Regions from separate parts of the Mus musculus genome. Here region 1 is linked to region 2. The links are chromatin loops, found by intact Hi-C in ENCODE. Cell type or tissue: left cerebral cortex. All regions are shown on one strand. Each heading gives the region's core, and the rest is flanking DNA. Links, peaks and the distances in the headings are about the cores only. Region 1 overlaps Slc16a2 (solute carrier family 16 (monocarboxylic acid transporters), member 2). Region 2 holds the start of Slc16a2 (solute carrier family 16 (monocarboxylic acid transporters), member 2).

What was found. A loop is a pair of places that touch in the nucleus more often than their neighbours do. Peaks named below come from ENCODE experiments on the same cell type or tissue, not always from the same donor. Only the 100,000 strongest peaks of a DNase experiment are listed, where the experiment ranks them.
Region 1: it touches region 2 in a loop (4-fold over the local background); 3 of 42 quality-filtered maps call a loop at or near these places.

What each region holds. Positions count from the first base shown.
Region 1 is chrX:103,740,263-103,748,590 of GRCm38, reverse strand. All of the region lies in intron 1 of Slc16a2 (solute carrier family 16 (monocarboxylic acid transporters), member 2), which reads left to right. Among named protein-coding and RNA genes, the nearest start is that of Gm53059, 50 kb to the right of the region's middle. In left cerebral cortex, for the core only: a CTCF peak has its summit at 3,819; DNase peaks (open chromatin) are centred at 2,784, 3,790 and 6,777; H3K27ac peaks cover 1,445 bases.
Region 2 is chrX:103,814,438-103,822,765 of GRCm38, reverse strand. Slc16a2 (solute carrier family 16 (monocarboxylic acid transporters), member 2) reads left to right here and starts at 778. Exons shown (of 6, transcript NM_009197.2): 1 at 778-1,411. The coding sequence starts at 964. In left cerebral cortex, for the core only: a CTCF peak has its summit at 3,325; DNase peaks (open chromatin) are centred at 1,195, 1,954, 2,395, 3,231 and 2 more places; H3K4me3 peaks cover 3,398 bases; H3K27ac peaks cover 1,407 bases.

The DNA.
Region 1 (8,328 bases), core at 54-8,053, 74 kb after region 2:
GGACATTCCATATATAAGATTAGGTGCTGACAGTTTTCTTTGCATAGGTCATCCCACCACCTTTAGCCTCTATTACTTCTTAATCATGATGAATCATTTCCTTTTGCTTTTTTGTCTCAGATGTTATTTATTTATTTATTTATTTATCCATTGGCTCTCATCACTTTGTGGTATTTCTACCATGACCCTTCCGGTGTCCACTCAACTTCTCATGTATACAACTTTTTAGCTATGTAGATTACTGTCTGTCTTTAAATTTTGAGGCATCTTTACTATTTATTTTCTCCTCTCCATCTCCCTCTTCTTTCCAGAATTCCATTGGATGTACATGTCTGCTCACAGTGCCCCACATTGCTCTGAGCTCTGCCCACTTTCCTGGCTGACGGTTTGCTGAGTTTTCTCCTGCTGCCTCAAATGCACTCTTTTTTGTTTCAGCTATTGTAGTATTTAGTATAAATTTCTTATTGGTTGTTTTTATACTTCGCATTTCTTTATTTTTCTTTATTAGTGGTCTATTTGGTAGTGGTCTATTTCTCTATTTTTCTTTATTAGTGGTCTATTTGTCATCATACACCCTGTGGCTCTTTAGGCATAGCTTTCTTTACAGCAGCTGCTTTGTCTTCTGTGTTGACAATCTGCCCCCTCGAGACTTGTTGCTTGCTTTTTTCCTGTTTATCTGCCAGTTTCCTGTTTCTTTGCATGTCTCAAAAATGTTTTGAAAACTGGATATTTCAAATATCATATTGTTGCAACTACTGATATTATTATTGACTTTACTACAAGAGTACAGAAACGTCCACTTCCCTTCATTGTACAGCCTTCACCTAGCCCTTCAGAGGTCTCAGTCTCAGCCACGCATGCACCTCTGCCACCGAACATTACTGGGATCTTAGCACAGTTCTGCCTCTTTTCCTGTGATTCCTTTTTAGCTCCTGTATAATCTATCTCTAGTGATATCTCACACTATTAGCCTGCACTAATTGCTTCATAATTCCACCATTGCATTTTTAACAATGCCCTAGAGTATAAATTATTCTACAATCTCATCCAATTAAAGTCAGGGCCATTACAAGGGCAGGGTTTCAACTGTCTCTGAGGCTTATTCAGACCATAAGAAGATTTTTCTTAGCTTTTGCTCTGGTTCTTTTTATTAAACTCATATCTTGTCTAAGCATTCTGTAATTGCTGCTAGAGTCATAGTACTCCCAGTCCTCTTAATTATTCAACAATGAGGGCTGGTTCTGATAAACCCCTTAAGCAGTAAATTTCGCCATTTTTCTTTTAGATAACCATTAAGGCTTTCTGGGGGTGTTTTGTTTTGTTTTGTTTTGTTTTGTTTTCCTTACCAATGGCACTAGAGGTCAGTCCCAGAGCCTTGAAGATGTTAGGCAAATGCTGTACCACCAAGCTGTATCCACAACTCAGGAATTGTCTAGTTTTAAAGCTGGTATTTCCTTGTGGACAGAACCTCTGCTCTCGTACATTAGATCCAAAAGCAGGGGAAGCCGAGTGACACTTGTTCTGTGAGCAAACTGCTGCACAAGAATAGAAAGCCGCCATTTTCCTTCACATTTCTCTCTTGGCATCGAACCCTCTCCCTATGGATGATGTGGAGTAGAGATGATCTGAACACAATGTTACCTACTGGCCTGTCAGTCTGCCCAGTAGAGAGCCCTGCCCTTACTAATATGAGCTTAGAGGAAAGAGAACTTCCTAGCCCATCATGTCCCATCCCCAGAGAGAAAAAGCTTATGGGGATGATAAATTCCAGCAGTCTATCCCTTCTGGGTCAAACTGCCACCCTGTAGCAAGAGATACAAGATGAAGAAACACCATGTTGCTTACTGACCCCATCCAACTCCAGAATAAAACACCATGGATACTGAACAGGGGATTAAGGATGTATCATAGCTGGGGTGTCAATTGCTGTGGTTACAATGATGACAAAATGCAAATTGGGGAAGAAAGGGTGTGTTTCACCTTACAGTTTCACATCACAGTCCATCACTGAGGGAAGTCAGAGTAAGAACTCAAGGCAGAAACCTGGAGGCAGGAGCTGATGGAGGAATGCTGCTTACTGGCTTGCTCAGCCTGACTTCTTAGGACAACACCCCCACAGTGAGCTGGACCCTCCCTTGTCAGTCATCAATCATCAGTCAAGAAATTGCATCACAGACTTGCCCACAGGCCAATGCAGCAGGGGCATTTTCTCACTTGAGGTTCCTCTTTCAAAATTACTCTAGTGCGTATTAATGGATGGGAGCAGATGAGGGCACAACAGACTATTGTAATTCTTACAAAGATTTACTACAGTCTTGCTGTAGGCAATTGAAATAGTTTCCAGAGATCTTCAGTGATTCCTTTTTCTGAGACAGGGTCAAACTCACTATGTAGATAAAGATGACCTTAAATTTCTTCTCATCCTACCTCTACCTCTCCAGTGCTGAAATTACAAGTATGCATCATCATGCTTAGTTTATCAAGTAAGGAAGTCAAATCCAGGACCTTGTACATGCTAGAAAAGCCCTCCACTAACTGAGCTACACTTCCAGGCTCCTCAAGTAGTTGAATTTTAGAGTATACTTCAGCAGATGGATTTGATTCTGTAGGCTTCTCAAGCTTTTCACCTGTCTAATTCTGCAACAGAAACCCCAATTGTAAATTTGTGAAGTTCATCCATACACATGTTTTCTCTCTATGTTCCACACCTCCAGCGTAGGGCAAGCGGTCCTCCCCTAAGGAGGACAATAGGAAAAACCTAGAAATAGAGGTAGTAATTGAATGCTGAATCCTGCCATTTGGGTTTATACTGCTGGCTCATCCTGTAAGACTAAAGACAAAGTAGGAAGTGGGGAATTAAAATACAACACTGGAGAACACCTCCTCATATTCTCTAACTGCAGTCTGCCCTCTAGAAAAATAACTAAGATAGAGTATGGAATTTACAGACGAGAGGGCTATACACCTCTACAGAGAGATGGATTGGAATCACTCTCTTAAACCACACAGGAAGTAGCCACGGGGACAATGACAGGGGCCAGAAGAAAAAGTGTTGCCTATGTGGAGGGGTCACAAAGGAACATCCTGTCCTCACTGAGATTTTTTGTAAGGTTGGGGTTTTTGTTTGCTTGTTTCATTGGGCTTTGTTTGTTTGTTTGTTTGTTTTATGTGTTTTGCCTAAATGTGTGTTCTTGTGCCATGTGCATGCCTGGTACCTGCAGAGATCAGAAGAGGGTTCAGAATGCCCTAAAATGGTTGAGATCCATGACTCGGATACTGGGAACCAAAGCCAGGTTCTCTGCAAGAGCAACAAGTGCTCTGAACTACCAAGCCTTCTCTCCAGCCCCTTTCACTGGGGTTATTATCTAAGCAAATGACAGGGAATTATATGCCAATGGTTGCTGCTATTCACCTGGACTCAAGAGTCCAGGACTCTTGAGAACACATAGACCTTAAATAGCTCCAATTTCTTCTTTGTAAGGAAATCTGTGCCCAGTCCATGATGGACCAATCAGATCATAAAGACCTGAGGGAGTGGCGGACTTACTACCAATTCCCAGAGGAGCAGCACTAGCATTCATTAGTGCTCTAATCTGCACCTTAATTGCCAGCATCTTTCTAGGCCTCTGTACTGGTGGTGCACAGTCACCTTCCTCATCTTTCAGTAGGGCTTCTAGGCAGCAAAGATCTTCCCCAAGGCATCTGCATTCCATCTTCTCTCCCTCCCCCTTTCAGTGAGCTCAGGAAATTGATTTTAATCCACCAGGCTCCCGTTGCTTAGCAACAAAAGCGCCTGCTCCTAGCAACCAGGAGCCACAAGGATGCTGCAGAAAGAGGGGGCTGTCTGGGCCCTGCTCTTGCTCAGTTATCGACTGCTCCTTCTCCGGTGGTTTTGTTTTCAAGCCATTATATCCTTCCTCTCTCACTTGCTGAATCTTAAAAGGCTGAATGACCTCACTCACCATGAGAGTGCCAACCAGGAGGGCCTGTGAATCAAATTGCCCAAGACAGTAAGAAGCAAATCATGATGACAACAGATTGGGCCTAGCTGTGAAAAACTTTCTCGGAGAGAGACAGAAGTCAGTAACTGTGTGGTGGTTCTTCCATTGTGACGTTGCAGGTGGGACTTGACCCTGTAACCCTAGGTGAGAGCATCAAGAATAAAAAGTTGAGACAGGAACTTCAGGAGAAAAATCACTACTACAGATAGGCCAGCTGGTTTTCTGGAGCAGCCTAGGTTCACACAGCTAAGCCTGGGTCAGTGCCACAACATAGGATCCCTGAGATAGTTAGCCTCCTTGAGACTGCTAGGCCAGCAGACAGCCCATGAGGATTTGTGCTTTCTTTCTTAAACAATAAAAGAAATGATTGCCCACACGTGAAGGGGCCTCCTGCCTTATGAGATGGTCACAGCCCAGGGGATCACCTAGGGAGAATTACTACTTGGCCAACTTTCCCAGAATCTTTGAAATAGTTAAGAGTTCAGGAGCACCAGGAAAGGCCTTTCCAGAATTTGACTCTGTCATGATAATGGATATTTTCCCAGAGGTCCCACATCTTGACAGAAACAGCAGCTGATGGCTCCCTGAGGAGTGGAAAGGGCCCTGATAGTAACTACAGAAAAGAAGGCGCAGGAACTTACATCAGGAGACTCAGCCATCTCTTCCCCCAGGTTCAACTCAGAGGCTCATGCCTGCCTCTGAGCGAGTTTCTTCCTCCTCTCCCTCCATTCCTCCCAAGGAACAGGCTTTGGCCTCTCTCGTCCACTGCCCAGCACACAAACCTGCCTCCACAGACTGAGGGGTAGCATGGCTGCCGCCAGAATGAGGGGGCTGAAGAGAAGGGGCATGCTAGCCGTCTCCAGGCACAAGCTGCTGCCTGCACACCCACAGTGCTGCTAGTGCACAGGGAGTGACACACAGAGGGTTCCTGTCACCTCTGTGGGGGTTATTCACCACACCAAATGCCTTCCCAAGGAGGCCAGGTAACCACACTTGGGTACACACCTTCCTTGACAACTTTCTGTATCCCACAGTAAAACCGGCTGTCACAGAAAACAGCAAACCTAATCACAAAAATGTAAGGGTTCCTGTACACATCGCCCAGCCTTAGAGATGGTCAGCTCCCAGACATTCATCTCAGCACTGGATCCCTAGGAATTTCAGGATGCAATCCAGAAGGACAAGAACTCTTGTCACTCAGCCTTGCTGTCATGATAAGACCTAGGATGAGTGCTATCCTAACACATCATCCGATCCTGAGTGTCAAATGCCTGATGGCTCATTGGTGTCGTGAAATGTACTAGTGTGCTTTTTTCAGTGGGCAACACTAGAAGATTCTACATCCTTGCCCAAGCAACACCAAGAAAAGGTTGCACAGGTAGGCTTGGTGGCAAACACCTTTGATTCCACCACTTGGGAGGCAGAGGCAGGTAGACTTCTGTGAGATCAAAGCCAACATGTTCTAAAAGGGGAGTCTCTAGAAGAGCCATGGCTATACAGAAGAGAGACCCTCCAAAAAGAGAGGCAGAGAGATGGGTGAAGAAAAAGAGAAAGAAGTGCCTTCCTCATGCTCTCTGATAGGGTTCCAGCACAGGGTAGTCACCCATGGAAAAATTCCACAGTGCACACACTCTTCCATAAGTGTGTTCTCCAGAGTTGACTGAGTGACAGGAACCGCTGGTCCTCAGGCTCCTCCGGAGACCTGCGGGAGCTCTGCCTTATGCTACTTAAGGCCATGCAGGGTCCTCAGTTCCAAGATGGCGCTGAGAGTCAGAGCAGTGAGGTGAAGAGGTGACAGAACCCTAGAGTTGGATTAACTTATGTCAGCCTTAAAGGAAGCCCTTGGAAAGAGGACAAAGAGGGCCTCCACCCCAATCACCCCTAGGCCTCTCTGGGTCTTCCCTAGCAGATGTCATAGGCCAGCATAGTTCCTTTTCCTCTCACCTCTCTCCTCCCAGGCGTTTGTCCTTGAGTAGCTCCCCGGAATGTGATGACTTTGGGAACCTGATTCCTGAGTGACTGTGTCCCCTCTTCAGTGAGCTACCAGAGACATTAGGAAGGTGTTTCCCACGTGGTAAACCATCTGCCTGTTTGCCTGAGTGAAGGTCTTCCTTGGGCGAGAGATGAACTGCAAGTATAAGCCAGTATTTGAGGAGAAATCCTAGTCTTTATGCAAGATCAACCATCAGACACTCAGAAAAGGCCAGGAGACTCCATGCAACAGCTACTAGACGTCGGTATCTTGGAAAAATGCCTCTGGCTTCCTCTGAGAGCTACAGCAAGTCATTCCCCATTTGGGAAGACACTGTAGATTCAGGGCTCTGTCCTGGAGGTGAGAGGCTCCCTCATCTTGGAGAACAGGGACCTGTTGTAGCTGAAGAGGCCAAGCAACAGGTCCTGGTCTCTGCTCAGACAGTATTCTTCTTTCAGTCCCTGCATGGATCGCTTCCCCTCCCAGGGTCTGTTTCCTTATTTTTACAGCGAAGAGGCCAGCAACTCTCTAGGGCCCCATGAGCTTTGAGGTTTCTACAATCTCAGCTGGAGAGCCATACACACTCCCTGGTGCATAAACCGTGCCTAGGTTTTAATCACCTTCTGTCAGGGAGGCTCTTCCTGCTTGCTCCCTAACTGTCTCTGAGCTTTGTTTCCTCTGACCAAGTCCTGTGTCTTGATAAGGATACCGATTGTCCCCAAAATGCCTGCACTGGAAACAGACATTTCCCCAGCTCGAAGACTCCCTGCTCTTGAGCCCATGCTTGAGGAGACAACAGCCTCCAGGAAGCATGTTGGTGAGTCATCATGGGACAGGCTGGCCACTTGCCATTCGCCTGGGAGGGGGAAGGCAGGGGGGTAGAATTCAAGGTCATCCTCAAACACATAACAAGTTTGTGGCAGCCTAGGATATGTGAGAAGCTGTCTCAAAATCCACAACATTTGAAACCCACCTCAGGAGCCGAGAAAGAGAGAGAGAGAGAGAGAGAGAGAGAGAGAGAGAGAGAATGCGCGCGCACGCACGCACACACACACACACACACACACACACACACACACACACACACACACGGCAGGGGAGGGAGGGAGAGCAAGAAACAGGTCATAAACATATCAGATACTAATACCAGATGCCAAAGCTGGAACTGTAGCCTGACTCTGGCAGCTTCATTTATTCATCAGGGACTGTGTTGCTGGGAAGTGCACAGTGAGCAAGAGGCCCTTGGTGGGTCTTCTTGGAACTTGCTGCCCAGCTAGTGAAAAGCATGCAAACTCAGCTCCTCCCAGGCTGAAGGAAGGCACCAGGCAGTGAGAACCCGGCAGAGCCTGTCTCAGGCCACTGAGACAACACCGTGCTGTGGACCCCATCCAGGATGTGTCTGTCGCTTGTCACGTCAGTTCTGAACTGTCAGGAAATTAACCTTGGGGAGCAGTCAGTGTTCCCTATTCAATTCAGACAAGAGAAGCCAAAGATGTGAGTGGTCTTCAAAGACTGCTACAGGAACTGGGCTGCTTCTGGGTCTTGGGGACAAGACTATTCCCATCTTTGGGTCTGCACTTTTTCAAGGAGCAGGTTTTGCCCTCTAAGATTACTCTCGAGGCTTCTGTGGCTTTTTTAAAGCAGAAGTAAAATATCTTCGATCCTCCTCCTCTCCCTCCTTTTTTCTTCCTCTCTTCTCTCCTCTCCCTCCTATACCCTCCCCTCCCATCCTCTCTTCTCTTCCCTTCCCTTCATTTCCCTTCCCTTCTTTTTCCTCCCCTCCCCTCCTCTTCTCTCTGTGCTGCTGGGTACACTCTAGGGCTTTCTATATGGTAGTCAACTGCCTCACTAACAACTGTACTCCCAACCTAGAAGTTGCTTGTGACCTCAATGCCACCACCACCACTACCACCACCACCTCACCACCTTTAGTGATATGAAATATGGAGTTAGGAGCCTGGATACATGGCAGAAGTTCAATGAATGGTTTGATACTTAGGCCCAGAATTTTTTCTTCCTCAAACCTGTATCTTTGATTTAGGTGCCCTTGGTCTTAGCAATTAAAATACAAGTGCTCAGGCCCAGCATCTGTTTTGCCCCTCCGTGGGCCCTTTACCCAAGTGTATTACAGAAAGCTTGTCTTGCAGGCTCTGTTTTCATTAAGCCCTGTGACACATGGCTTCCAGTAAGCCATGTTTTACCGAATCTTTCATTGAAAACCTCAAGAACTGATTCCTTTCAACTGCCTGTGCCATTACTCAGCCTCTGAGTCTTTTTTGTCAGACTGGTTTGTAAATACTTGGATGTTGGGACATTATATTTTCTAAGGATAAGGTTTTGGATCTGTTCTCTCCC
Region 2 (8,328 bases), core at 78-8,077:
CTCCTTTCCTGGCCCGGCCCCTGGCCCAGAGTCTGCCCTGGCCAAGTCTAGACCCGGCCCTCTGTGGCTCCTCTGGGCTCCAGGTTGGCGCAAACAAAGCCCTGATTGACTGCCCGGAGGGGCGGGCCCCGCTGCGCCTCCTCCCCTCAGTCCCGCCAGGGATTTGCCGGGAAGCGCGGGGGTAGGGGGTAGGGGGTAGGGGGTAGGGGGAGACTCTGAGGGGTGCGTGGGTCTGTGGGTGTCTAAGTTCCAGGCTTGAGAAGATTGTGCCCACCCTCTGTCCCAGGCTGCACTCTCTAGGTCACCGGTCTCCAGTCCAAGTGGGAACACAGGGACTCCCGAGAACAGGGTGGGGTCTGTCACGGACCAGCTCTAGTCTTGGGGTTCCCAGGACCAATCTAGCTGCAAGTTGCTTGAAAGCAAGAGGGAGTGGACTCAAGGAGCAGGCAGGGTCTTCCTTCGAGGCTAGAGGTTGATCTGTGGGTTCTGGGACCTGCGGGGAGGAGAAGGTAGGGTAAAAGGGTAGTTTCTGCTCCGTTTGCTAATTTAATTCGTCTTCCAAGCCATCTGAACAAGAATAGGAGTCAGTAATTTGAAAAGGGAGTTTGGGGCGGCAGCAAGGCTAGAGTAGGTAGGCGAGTAAGAGGAGGAAGGGCTGGGGAGAAGAGCGAGGTTGTAGCGGCTGCCTGTTGAGGAAGAGGTGGGAGGGAGGAGGAGGGGGAGGAGAGAGAGATGACGTGGGGAGACGAGGAGGGGGGTTGGACGGGGGAGGAGAAGGAGAGGGCTTGAGGGGACCGTCTGTCGCGGGACAGGCTGGCCAGCTCGGGCGCTGGGAGGAGGAGGAGGCAGGGTCTCAGGCAGCCGCGGCGGCAGTGCTCGGAGCGGCAGGAGCAGTAGCAGCAGAAACAAGTACCAGCCAGACAACAGCTCCTCCGGCAAGCCACAGTCAGTCCCCTAGCCGCGATGGCGCTGCCAAGCCCGGCGAGCGAGGAAGCTGAGGGGCCCTGTCAGGAGGCAAACCAGGAATATCAGGAGCCGGTGTGTAGTCCTGTGCCCGAGCCGGAGCCAGAGCCGGAGCCCGAACCGGAGCCTGACCCCGAGCCGGTGCCAGTGCCCCCGCCCGAGCCTCAGCCTGAGCCCGAGCCCCAGCCCCTACCCGATCCTGCACCCCTGCCGGAGCTGGGCTTTGAGGCTGAGCCAGTGCAAGAACCCGAGCCCACGCCCACTGTGGAAACCCGAGGCACCGCGCGTGGCTTTCAGCCTCCCGAAGGTGGCTTCGGCTGGATAGTGGTGTTTGCAGCCACCTGGTGCAACGGCTCCATCTTCGGCATCCATAACTCTGTTGGTATCCTCTACTCCATGCTACTAGAGGAGGAAAAAGAGAAAAATCGCCAAGTGGAGTTCCAAGCAGGTGAGTGGCCCACGTGCCCCACCTGGCATTGTGGACAAGGGCGTCCGCCCCCACCGTCATCCCCATACCTGTTGGTCTAAAGCGCCCTTTCGAATCGCCTTTCTCACTCCTTCTTGCTAGGGCATGGGTTGCAGGGCTATAGGCAGCCTGAGCAATGGAGACCTAGGCTGAAGTGGTCCCGGGAGGTGAAAACTGGAGCATTCATTGCTTACAGGCGAGCAATGAACTTTTTGCCCTGGGACAAATCCAGACTCACCTTTTAGATTGTTTAAAGTACTTTGCCCGTGTGTGCTGGGGAAAATATTTGGAGGATTTGGGGGCGGGAGCGGGAAGCGAAGTCATGTAGACAGGACAGTAGGAAGGTTGAAAGGGCTCAGAGATAAACACCGAACAACGGGTCCCCGCAGCAGCCCCTGCTCCTTTTGGGGATCAGAGCGGTTTTCTGTCAAAACCCACTTTCAGGAATCCTGATGACTCTTCGCTCAGAGTCAACACATGGCAGGCGTGTGTGTCGCCGGAGAGAAAGGGAGGAGTGTAGTGGGGAGGGGGGGTGCGCGCGTCTCTGCCTGCTGTGGGTACGGCCCAGTCAGGCCGTTCGATCGCCTGCCGTTCCCGGGGAGCAAGCGGCTCAATGTGCACTGGAAGCCAGCCTCAAAGGAGGCAGGAAGACTGGATACAGAATGGGTCCTGCAACTCAGTCCGCACCTCAGTCCGCACCTCAGCTGCGCGGTTTCTAGGGCCCCACACCTCTGTTATCGGATGGGGGCTTCTTTCTCCCTGAAGTTAAAATGTTGACCCATCATTCCAGCTTTGGCTTGGGACTGACTCGGGCATCCCTAAGACTTGGCAGGGTTGGAGACATAGCCCTCACCTTACAGGCACGTGGTTGTGTGCAGACTCCCTAGCACGGAGACCCTCCAGTGACCTCCGGAAACTCAGGCTGTTCGCTCTGCAGAAATCCCTCAGCTGTTCTGTTGAGAGGTTTCTGGACTTAGCCGGGAGCTTGAGATATCCTTTCATGAAAATCTGGCTCCCTCCCTGAGCTGTTAGGATAGCTGGAAGTGTGCACACCATCTACTCAAGTTCCCTACTTGGGAAAAAAGTGTAAAACATAGTGTTCCCTTGGAGTTCTGGGGGTCCTCTCTTGCTAACCACCAAAAGAGGGTCCTTTTGGACGATCAAATGAAATCGAAACCTTGAATTCTGGGATGCCCACTGTGGATTACTTTTAGACATGCCCTCCCTCAATCAAGGAGGTGTGTTGTTTGCAGCTTTGCTGGGCTGTCTGGCAGAAGGGGCTTTGGGACTCTTGTGCCTCAGTCCTTGTGACCCATTGGCACCACTGCAGTATACAGGGCCCACTTGAGAAAATCTCGAGTGTACTCAGCGGCTGTAAATGGCACTTCATAACAACCTAGACTACACGGTCCTGTAGTGGAGGGGTCCCTGGACCCCATGGGACAACTTCTGGGTGGAAGGCTGCTTCTATACTCCTTGGGACCACCTTTTTCCTGCTTTGATGCAGATTAGGGGCTCTTGGGAAAGCAGCCAGGCTAGGCCCTCAGGATGTTGCCTTGGTTACTTGGGGGTTGGGGGAGCACCTGCTGAGAGTTGCCTTGTGGTTTAAGGCAGGCCAGTGGCCTTCAGGGTCAGTGGCAAAGTTTAGGCGAAAATTTAAAGGGAAGTAGTCGAGGCTGAGCTGAATTTAGGCCCCTGTATTTATGTGATGTGATCAGGCCTAGCGCTGGGGCCTTAGGAGCGTGCAATAAAACTTGGAAAAACCACTATTTTACCAGGAAGAGGTTCACTGCTGGGGAGCAGACTTCAAAGTAGGTGATCATAGGAGACTCAGGGGGAGGGCTGGCAGGGACTTTCCGGTCAGTACCTCACAGTGCAGCTGGAGGGGGCGGTAGTGCTGTGGTCTTTGCAGAGGTGTGGCTAGCTAGTGTGTATGCCAACACAGACTAGGTCCACTGAGGGGCTGGAGTTACCGGCTTAAACTCTGGAGAGTATTGGTCAGGAAGAGACAGAAAGGAATTTGGTATGTCCCAAGGGTCTGAGAATACTTTGGCGTGGGTCCTTGTTGTGGTATATCATGGTTTCACTGACGTTGTTTTTGATAGTGAGCCTTTGCAGAATGCCTCTGTTTTTATTTTGGAAGCCAGTAACACCCTACTACATTCTTGCAAATATTTTACAGAAACATTTCATCCTCAGAATTACCTTTCTTGAGACCCTCGGATTTCTGAAGGTACTGTTTATTGACTATCGGGCAGGCTCTTGCCATGTAGCCTTGGGTGACCTAGAACTTGCTGAGTAGCCCACAATAGCTTTCTGCTTGTGATTGTCCTCCTGCTTCAAATTCTCCAGTGCTAGGATTATAAGCATTTGTGCCACCATGCTTTGCCCAAGTCACAATTTAGATCTTGATATTTCCAAACATCTTTGCCTGCATTCAATTTCTTCAGTCTATTCAGAGTTTTGTGGCCACCTATGTCACAGCCCTGGAATATGAAACAGGGAAAAACTTAGTATTTTGCTACTGTCTTTATGAGCCAGCATTTGCCCAATAACGAGTCTGGGAGGACACTTAAGGAAGTTGGTACATTGTTTATTTCTATTAATATGATGTCTTACATGGCATTCATTCCTGACAATTTATTAATTTGTATTTGGAGGAACTCTGAAACCCAAGTGTTGTTGTTGTTGTTGTTGTTGTTGTTGTTATTGTTGTTGTTAGACCTAACACTGTCTAGCCATGAAGGTATATGTAATAGCTTATTTGGTCTAAGGTTCTGAAGTAGTGAAAGTCCCAGAGAAAGGTAATTTCGATGTCTACAAGACAATTCCAAACAGGGCTCTCTGGCACAGGTCAAGGAACAGATAGGGAGAAAGTAGAGTTTGGGCTGTCCTAGAACAGGTAATATACAATCTTTGTGAATCCTGTGGCTTTGAGGTTCTGGTACGTTTCCAGGTATATAGTTTGTGTCATTTCTTCAGCCCATTTAAGGGAAGCCAAGTCTCCCTAGGAGCTAGGTCTGGGAGGACTGATGGCAAAGGGTTTTTGAGAGTGAAACAAATAACTGAGGTCTAGGCTGGGGGTAGGCAGGGGCGGGGTGGGGAGAACAGGAAAGAAGAAAGCTTAGACTTTTGTAGAAGTCACAGGAAATTAAGCATCTCTCCAGCCCAGAAAAGGCATCAGATAGGACAGGAGGCAGCCAGACCATTTTGTGGGATATAAATACCAAGTATGGTTTCTTGGGACAACAGATGACCCTTACAATGGGAAATAGGAGCAAGACTGGATAGGTTGCTAGCCCTAGCTCACTCTTCAAACCCTAAGTAGAGGTAAGGTTGAGGTTTAAGTTGAGCAGATGAGGCAGATTTAGCCAGAGTTGTTAACACTGGATCCAAACTAAAGTCTGTTTTAAAGTGCTTCAGAGTAAGCCCATTACCTTGCTTCTTCATTTCCAGTTTACCACTGAGCCATACATGATGAGAGGTCCTTTTATTGGGGAGTTGAGATGTACAGTCCTTGGAAATTCCTGAGGGAGGCAAGACTAGGGCTCTCACTACTAAAAAAAGTGGACAATAGTAAGGAAGGTTCACTACTGGTATAAGATGGCTTAGGTTGGTGATCTACCCTGGTGGAGAAAACAAACAAACAAACAAACAACTTTCTCTGCATATGCAAGAATAATCTACTATGCTTAAAAGTGACTAAGGGCAGAAGCAAGCCACCTGTCTTTCTTCTCATCATAGTGTTTTTAGCTACTTGCTTCAGTATCTCATTGGGTTTACTAGTAAATTGTTAACTTTGAGATTGAAGTATCTTTTGAGTAAACATCTGTCAATCCCAACGTTGACCAAAGGCTTTTGCCTGCTGTCCAGCAGAGCAAGATCATGTTGGTGCTTTAGGCCACAGGGCCAATGGCTAGGCATCCTTCAAATCATTCCTCTGCATCTTCTCCAACCAAAGTGGGTAGGTCCCAATCTGTGACCCTGGTTCATGCTAGAAAGAATGAAGATGAGAAGCTGGGGCACTAGAAAACCAAACAAGAAAATGCTTGTTGGAGCTGATAACTGGGTGCACCTGGATCATTGTCTCACTGTCCAGTGCCTTCAAGTGCTCATTATAAACAACTCCTCTTCCTCTTGCCTACTGGTATTGGTGAGTGAAACTTACTCTAAATCTAAGAGACCTCAGGCCAAATCTGAACACAACCCCCAAACTGATTATCTCAATGACAGCAGCTAGGAGTTACAAAACCTGTGATTCCCAACTTGCTCTGTACCTCAATTACCTATCTGTAAAACAAGAAAGAAAACTATGTGAAAATTTTAACCCCAGCCTCATATCCTTCTAGAGTTGTGTGATAGCTCATTGTTTTTTGGTTTTTTTTTTTGTTTGTTTGTTTGTTTGTTTTGTTTTTTTGCTTTTTTGAGACAGGGTTTCTCTGTGTAGCCCTGGCTGTCCTGGAACTCACTCTGTAGACCAGGCTGGCCTCGAACTCAGAAATCCTCCTACCTCTGCCTCCCGAGTGCTGGGATTAAAGGTGTGCGCCACCACGCCCGGCAATAGCTCGTTCTTTACTACTCACCTAGCATAAGTTTTGACATGCAAAGAAAACTTTGTTAAGTTGCCTGAAGGGGCAGTTAGGTGAGTTGGGAGTATATTAGGAAAGTGAAGAAAACCCAGTGGACACCATTTTTCTACTTTATCTGGTTTTATTTATTTATTTTTTAACACTATGGGGCTTTAAATTTCGGGCACCTTTAAAAAGATCAGCTCCATTTTGTTCAGTATGTAAAAACAACTCTGATCCTACACATATTTTCCCCACAATGTTCTACTCTCCAGAGAACTGGATTTAGAAAAGAACTCTCAACTTGGCGTGCTGCTAGTATGTATGGATGGTGCTCTTTCCCTCAAAAGTATTAAACTGAAGTCCCTCCCTCGGGCCTCAGCTTGGACCCCACTCTTTTAAAATATCTAGGTTTACTTTTATTACTTTATGTGTGTTTTGCCTGAGTGTACATCTGTGCATCTCATGTGTGCCTGGTGCCCTAGGAGGTGATGAGCCTCCATGTGGGTGATGTGAATAGAGTTTGGGCCCTTTGAAACAACAAGAAGTGCTTTTAACCACAGAGCCAACTCTCCAGGCCCGGGCCCCTCTCATAAAATTTAATTTCCTACAGCTTGCTCTCATTTCTCATAAACGCATGGTCAGTGTGACCTTTGTTTTTTGTTACTTCAGGCTAGAAGTGGAAACTAAGATTTCTGAATGTGATACAGAGCTTCCAAAGTGGGGGGCTTCAGCCAGGTTATCTCTGTAGCTGGCTTGGGTATTCTTGGAGAGTCTTGGAGAAGGCTGAGATGCATGCCTGTTATCCCTGGTCAACTTTGGCTTTGCTCTTCGTTTGACTGGGAGTGCCTAATGAGGATCCAGGCATGGAGTGCTTTCCTTTTACACAGGACTTTTATTTTCGTGTCATTTGGCAACATTTTGTGAAATAGGCAAGCAGCTAGACTATCAGCATTTGCAGATGTATGTAAGAGATACTGTCTCCACCTTTTGAGAAGTCCAGTTTCTCAGGAGAGTGCCCTGCTCCTCCCAACAACCAAATGCCATGGAGTTTGTTTCATTGTGTATTAAAAAGAATTTGTTTGTTTCTTTGTTTTAGATTGTGTGCATGACAGAGTGTGATTTCTTGACTTGAACTCTCACTTGGGATTGAGTGTGTAAACCCTAGAGAAAAGGGCTCATTTTGTTTACATGTTTGATTGATTATCTTTTGAGACAAGAACTCACTACTTAAAACAAGCTGTTCTCAAACTTGCAGTGATCCTCCTGCCTCTACCTCCTGACTACTCAGATTACAAGCATGCACAACCACATGTGGCAGCAAGGCCTTGTTCTTAAAACACGCATATATATGTGCACATGTATACCGTCATTCATGTGTATTACATTGGAAAGAAGTCTTACCATATCTTCCTACAGAGTTAAATTTAATGTGACAGAGATACAAAATATCCAGCCTAGAAAACATGCTAGGTGAAGAGGATGGAGAATACGGTCAGCCTTGCTGGGTCATATTTCTTGGTCCAGATCCATTTGCTACTCTCTAGTTATGAGACTAGGAAACATTTATCACAAATTCCACTCTATATCACATTTCCCCCTATTCTGCATGCTACCTAGTATTTAAATGTTGCTGAGAAGGGAGCTGTGGTCATTGCAGACATCTCTGGCTTCAGTGGTATTAAAAGGACCTACTCTGAAGGTGGGTGCATTGCCTGCTTATATGAAACAATTCGGCATCTACTTGTGGGTGGAGAATGTGGCCTGTGACCTCTTCATCATAGCAATCTTGTCCTTCTCTGTTCTCCACTTTCATGTTTGTAGGGTTGATAAGAGAAAAGTATACGATTGGCTGTCCCTTGCCACACATGTGTGTGTGTGTATATGTGTGTGTGTGTGTGTGTGTGTATATATATATATATATATATATATATATATATATATATATATACACCAAGGCCTCTCTTTTTTCTTTTCTCCCTTCTCTTATTTTTCACTCTGAGTGAAGGATGACTCAGTGGTACAGAAACCACCTCTAGAGTTTTGTAGTAGAATAGCTGTTCTGAATCCTGTTTGGACATTCCCATACCGTCTCCTTTCACAGCTCTAGGCGCCCAGCCCAACAGGTACTGTTATGGTTGAGTCTTAATAAAAATCAAGAAATCCTACTTTTGCTTTAAATCCTCACTATCACTGTTGTCCATCTCCTATGCCCCTAGAACTCCAGACTGAGTTTAGCTTTCAGGTTCTGGTTCATACTACATTAAGCTCCTATCATCTCTCTTTTTGCCAGCAAAAGATGCACACAGTTGGCTGTAGAGAGATGAGAGA